Regions from separate parts of the Homo sapiens genome. Here region 2 is linked to region 1. A link is an interaction called in ENCODE POLR2A ChIA-PET data of the cell type or tissue named here. Cell type or tissue: GM12878. All regions are shown on one strand. Each heading gives the region's core, and the rest is flanking DNA. Links, peaks and the distances in the headings are about the cores only.

Evidence for each region. Peaks named below come from ENCODE experiments on the same cell type or tissue, not always from the same donor. Only the 100,000 strongest peaks of a DNase experiment are listed, where the experiment ranks them.
Region 2: POLR2A ChIA-PET joins it to region 1 with 5 read pairs; 2 of 35 experiments call an interaction of 5 or more read pairs at or near these places.

What each region holds. Positions count from the first base shown.
Region 1 is chr17:65,655,189-65,658,105 of GRCh38, reverse strand. The region is part of intron 24 of CEP112 (centrosomal protein 112); the gene reads left to right. It also overlaps the pseudogene LOC107984971. Among named protein-coding and RNA genes, the nearest start is that of AXIN2, 95 kb to the right of the region's middle. RefSeq lists an enhancer at 1,001-1,050. In GM12878, for the core only: no CTCF peak of the experiment used is centred there; DNase peaks (open chromatin) are centred at 1,095 and 1,375; H3K27ac peaks cover 650 bases.
Region 2 is chr17:65,567,857-65,570,773 of GRCh38, reverse strand. No RefSeq gene overlaps it. Among named protein-coding and RNA genes, the nearest start is that of AXIN2, 7.7 kb to the right of the region's middle. RefSeq lists enhancers at 1,672-1,721, 1,842-1,911. In GM12878, for the core only: no CTCF peak of the experiment used is centred there; a DNase peak (open chromatin) is centred at 1,556.

The DNA.
Region 1 (2,917 bases), core at 330-2,829:
AAGAATTAAATAGAATCATCACAGTATGTAAAAGATTATGCAGCAATTGCTTAATACAGTATCTGGCACATATAAGGTGTTCATAATGTGGGGTTTTCTTTGCTTTTTCTATTTTTTACTACATTCAATCTAAATTTGTTGACATAACCTTTACTACCTTCCATAATTTCAAGGTGCCACCTACCTATTCAACAACAACTTTGTTCAGCCTTTTACTCATTAAAACAATATTTACTAAGCATTTGCTATGTGTCCAGTGCTCCAACCTTACTTCTATGTATAAATTGTAAATATCAGGGAGACTCCAAAACCCCCATCAGCCTCACTGAGTATCAGCCTTATTCTATAGGTTTTCTTGGGTCTTTTATTAACAAAGTCAGTTATAAACCTCAAGAGTCTCACCTACCCTTTGGTTGGGGTTTTGGTCCTTTGTTGATGAAAACTACCTTTTTTAGGAAGTCCAGCCCCAACCAAAAAGGCCTAGTCACCCTCTTTCTGAGAGGAAAGTCAGACATTGTAAACAGAAGTGAAAAACACCCTATCCCTCCCCCAGGTTTTCCCCAAACGCTTTCAGGGATGTACCTTGCAACATAGAGAAGGTGCTTCCTTCCAACTTGTTTAAACTTGGTCCTCCAAATATTCACGTTCTTCAACATGTACCTGTCCAGACTTTCCACATTCAGCCTTTCTCATCCCATGCCTGTAGAATTGCTGTACTGCTCAAACTGCTTTAGGACCTGTACCAGCTCTTCTTTAAAAGAATGGAGTATTCATAGTATATATCAACCTAAGGAAAGAAAAAATATTAGGAATGTTATTATTAACAAGAAAAACATTAGAAATGAGACCAAAATTATATATTCTAGCAAGAAAGGAGCTGGCATTTGGTTTTAGAAGAAAAGAGGCATGAGTCATTGACTATCTCAACCATATATAAAAAGTCTGATAGTGAGTAAACTGGAGAAGCACAGAGGAGGAAAGAGCATGATGAAACCAACTCCCCTCCTTCGGGGTGAATCTCTAAGATCCTCTTTGATCTCAGCAGCCCCGTAGGCCCTGGTGTTTGCCTCCGACTTTCTCAGCTTTGAAGCCAGCCTACTTATTAATAGCCACTGTGCTGATTAAGAACTGCAATACTGAGATGACAGAATCTTCTCTTTGTCTTTAGGGAGAGCATGTGTGATGAGTTTACTGTAGACATTCCGAAGACCTTGTCATTTTGAGACAAAGACTGACTTAACACCAAAGGTTGTAAGCTCTGTGTGATTCGTTCATTCATCAGCAAATATTTATTGTATTGAGTTGCTACCATATGCCAGGCACCATGCTAAATGCTGAGGCCATAGCAGTCAGCAAAATGAACACAGTCCCTACCTAGTGGAGCTTGGTCTAGTCACAGGGGTCAGCCAACTTTCTATAAAGGGCCAGATAACAAATGTTTCAGGGCTTTGTGAGCTATAAGGTCTCTGTCAAGACTACTCAATACTGCCATTGTCATGAGAAAGCAATCACAGACAATAAGTAAACAAATGAGCATGGCTGTGTTCCAGTAAAACTTTATTTACAAAAACAAGCAGTGTCCCAAATTTGGTCTGCAGGCTGAAGTTTGTTGACCCCTGGTCTAACAGATGCAACACGCATAAATGTAAGTGAATATTTTGCATATTCTATGTTGTTTCAATTCAGACCGTTTGGGTTGCAAGTGACAGAAAATCTAACCCAAACTGAAAAATCCAAAGACAGGGCTAACTCTAGGTACAGATTGATAAAGGGCTTAGTTTATTTTTCTCCACTTCTCAATTCTTCCCCTGGATTGCCAAAACCCTCAGTTCACTTCTTACTCTGTGGTAGCAAGATGGTTGTCACAATTCCAGAATGACATCAATGGGGAAAGTCCAGTGGATGAGAGAGTCTGCATCCTTTGACTGTCAGTGACTCTGGTTACCTGGACTTGGATCATGTTACCAGGCCCTCAATAGTTATGGCTCCAGATAATGCGACGTGATGATTGCCTTAGGGTCCCGTCACATACTCTACCCCTGACCCTTGGGTGGGTCAGAGAATGGGAGAGGGGTAGATTCCAGTTACCAGAAAACTGGTGAATAATGCTGGAGTAAATGCTGGAATGAATGCTGCTGAATAAAATCTCCGCTACATGTGTCTTGAGAAATTCTAAATGAGTACCTCCCAAGGCCACATTTATTAATAGGAGCTCTGTAATATGGTTTTAGCTTTTCCATCTCCATCAGGAAGTAAAGGGTATTGCTTATATGCAAAATACTGTCCAAAATTTTAATATTCACATGTGTTTATTTTACATCACAACCTCAATCTTTTTTTTTTCCTGTTACCAGTATTTTTATTCAGTTTAGCTTATGCCAGAATATAAATACATAACAATATGTCCTTTCTTGTAATGGGTAGTCTTTTACATAACTAAAATTTGTGGCTAGCAGTTTATATAACAAAAGAAAAGCTAAATCTGTAAATTATCAGAAAAGAAGCAAGGATAAAGGAAAATAATACATTTTACATGAATTATAAAGGACAGTTACAATGAAAATCCATTACTTTCCTCTCAACCCAATTTTACAAAATAAAGTCAACATGTATTATTCTGTGAGCTGCTAAGAGTACATAAACACTGTGGCCCATTCAAAAGACAGCAGTCAAAGACAAAATGTTATCTTCATGTCATGTACTGTTCTTAGTTCTTTACTGGAGTTGAGCTTCCTTTCGTAGTCTTCTTTAGGTGGTGGTAATTTGGCAAGATTTTCATCGAGAAATCCAGCTGTAGTGTCTGAGGCTGCGGTCGCTCAGCCTGCACCCAACAAAGGCAGTCTGCACCATAGATCACCGTATTCTCCGGGATGACTTCAAAAGTGTTTAGGTTGCAACAAGCGCCAGTGAGACAGCC
Region 2 (2,917 bases), core at 189-2,688, 87 kb after region 1:
AAAGCAAATATTGCTTTTGAGTGTGACCAAATGTCTCTATCCTGTAACTCAGTAACATCTCAAAATAATTTGATATTTCTTTCTTAATCTATTAGAATTTTGATATATTTCAATAGAAATTTCCAGTAACCTTTGAAGAACTTCAAATATGTGATATTTATTTATTTATTCATTAGATGGAGTCTGGCTTTTCTCACCCAGGCTGGAGTGCGGTGGCACCATCTCGGCTCACTGCAACCTCTGCTTCCCGGGTTCAAGGGATTCTCCTGCCTCAGCCTGCCAAGTAGCTGGGATTACAGGCGCCTGCCACCATTCCCAGCTAATTATTTTGTATTTTTAGCACAGATGGGGTTTTGCCATGTTGGCCAGGCTGGTTTCGAACTTCTGACCTCAGGTGATCCACCTGCCTTGGCCTCTCAAAGTGCTGGGATTATAGGCGCGAGCCACTGGGCTTGGCCCAAATATGTGATAATTATTGCCAATAGCTTATGCTTGTCGTCATTGACCATCAACGTGCTGTCATTTCATAAAGTACAGAAAAGGGCCGGGTATGGTGCCTCACGCCTGTAATCCCAGCACTTTGGGAGGCTGAGGCTGGCCGATCACTCAAGGTCAGGAGTTTGAGACCAACCTGGCCAACACGGTGTAACCCCCGTGTCCACTAGAACTACAAAAATCAGCCAGGCATGGTGGTGCACACCTGTAGTCCCAGCTACTCGGGAGGCTGAGGCAGGAGATTCACCTTAACCTGGGTACAGAGGTTGCACTGAGCTGAGATCACGTCATTGCACTCCAGCCTGGGCAACAGAGCGAGACTCTGTCTCAGAAAAAGAAAACATAAAAAAAATAAAGTATAGAAAAGATTCACAACCTGTATGTCTTGCAACTGGGTTCTTACCATTAGCAATGTTAACTGACAGGGCGAAGTCTCATCAGCAGGTCAGTTTTCACCACTCCCCTCCCCAGAGGATACATCTTCATCTGTGGGTCCAGAATCTGGACATGGCTTAGCCGGGTGCCTCCTCCTTGAGGTTTCCATGAGGCTACCAGCAAGCCAGCAGCTGGACCTGCATCATGTCAAGGCTTGCCTAGGTGGCGTTCGGCTTCTGAGATCACTTGGTTGGTGGCAGGGCTTGTCCCTCGTCACACGGGTCCCTCAACAGGGATGCCTCAAGATTCTAGGGAAAGCACCTAAGGAAGGAATCGCAGCCTTTCGATAGCCTAATGTGGAGTGGATGTGCTGTCACATCAGCCATACTCTATTTATTAGGAGAGAGTCAAATGCTATCCATGCTCAAGGGGAGGGAAGTATGCAGGGTGTGGAACTAGGAAGCAGGGATCATTAGGGCCCAACTTAGAGGATGCCAACCACAGCTCCTCGTGACACAGCGACTACTGGCTTGACTCTGGCAGGGGGTTTCCAAGACCCTGTTCCAGACCCTAGGCTGGTATCAGTTCTGATTGGCCGGTACACAGGTTTCACCAGCTATTAAATATCGCCCAGGTCCCTCCTTCCCACAATCTAGTTCAAGGGATGCAAGTATCACAAAACACGGTCCCTGTCCTCAGAGAGTTCATGGTTGAGTGGGTGGGACAGAGAAGTAGATCAACCACAGTGTTTGCTAGAGGTGAGCCCCAGATGCCACAGAAGTAGGAGGATGGGCTCTAGCCCGGTCTCGGGGGATGAGGTGGGAGAGGACTGAAGAAGTGGCAGAGGGAGGGCAGTCGGCCAGGGAGGAAAAGGAGAGGCAATCCACCATGCATATGGTAGGGACAAGGGGGTGTCAGCAAGAAATACAGCTGGAGGGCCAGGCATGGTGGCTCACGCCTGTAATTCCTGTACTTTGGGAGGCCGAGGTGGGTGGATCACCTGAGGTCAGGAGATCAAGACCAGCCTAGCCAACATGGTGAATCCCCGTCTCTACTAAAAATATGAAAATTAGCCAGACGTGGTGGCATGCGCCTGTAGTCGCAGCTACTCTGGAGGCTGAGGCAGGAGAATCACTTCAACCTGGGAGGCGGAAGTTCCAGTGAGCCAAGATTGGGCCACTGCATTCCAGCCTGGGCAACAAGAGCGAGGCTCCTCCATCTCAAACAAACAAACAAAAAAAGATAGAAAAAGAAATAGAGCTGGAAAAGGGCCTGGGCTTGGGCCGGCTACCTGTGCACCACACATAGGGTTCTGGGCCTTATCCTGAAGGTTATGTGCAGCCGGGGAGGATCTGAAGCAGGAGAATGACATGGGTGGCTCTGCACTGCACAGCGTTTACCATTGCAGCACTGCGTGAGGGGGGTCAGGGGTTAGGGCTATAAACTGTAGGTGTGAAGCATCATTAGAACATTTGGCTGTCCCTGGCAAGGGCCCTGATAGCAGTTGTGGATTTGCAGAGCAGGAGGTGGTGGTGGGAGATTTTTTTAGAGGCAGAATCAACAGGGCTGGGTGAATGAATGGAGGCGTTTGAGGGAGAAGGCGGAGTCTAGATGTGGCCCAGGTTTCTTTTTTTTTTTTTTTGAGACAGAGTCTTGCTCTGTCCCCCAGGCTGGAGTGCAGTGACGCCATCTCGGCTCACTGCAACCTCCACCTCCCGAGTTCAAACTATTCTCCTGCTCACCCTTCCAAGTAGCTGGGATTACAGGCGCGTGCCACCACGCCCGGCTAACTTTTTGTATTTTTTTTAGTAGAGACGGGGTTTCACCATATTAGCCAGGATGGGCTCTATCTGACCTCGTGATCCACCCGCCTCGGCCTCCCAAAGTACTGGGATTACAGGCATGAGCCACTGTGCCCAGAGGTGAATAAGGCAACTTATTTCAAGCTCAGCTAAACTTTGCTTTCCAGAAGTTGTTTAAAATGAGCAAAATAAGATATCAGAAGGTGAGAAAAATGTCTACGGGGGGCGGTTTAGGAACACGCGTC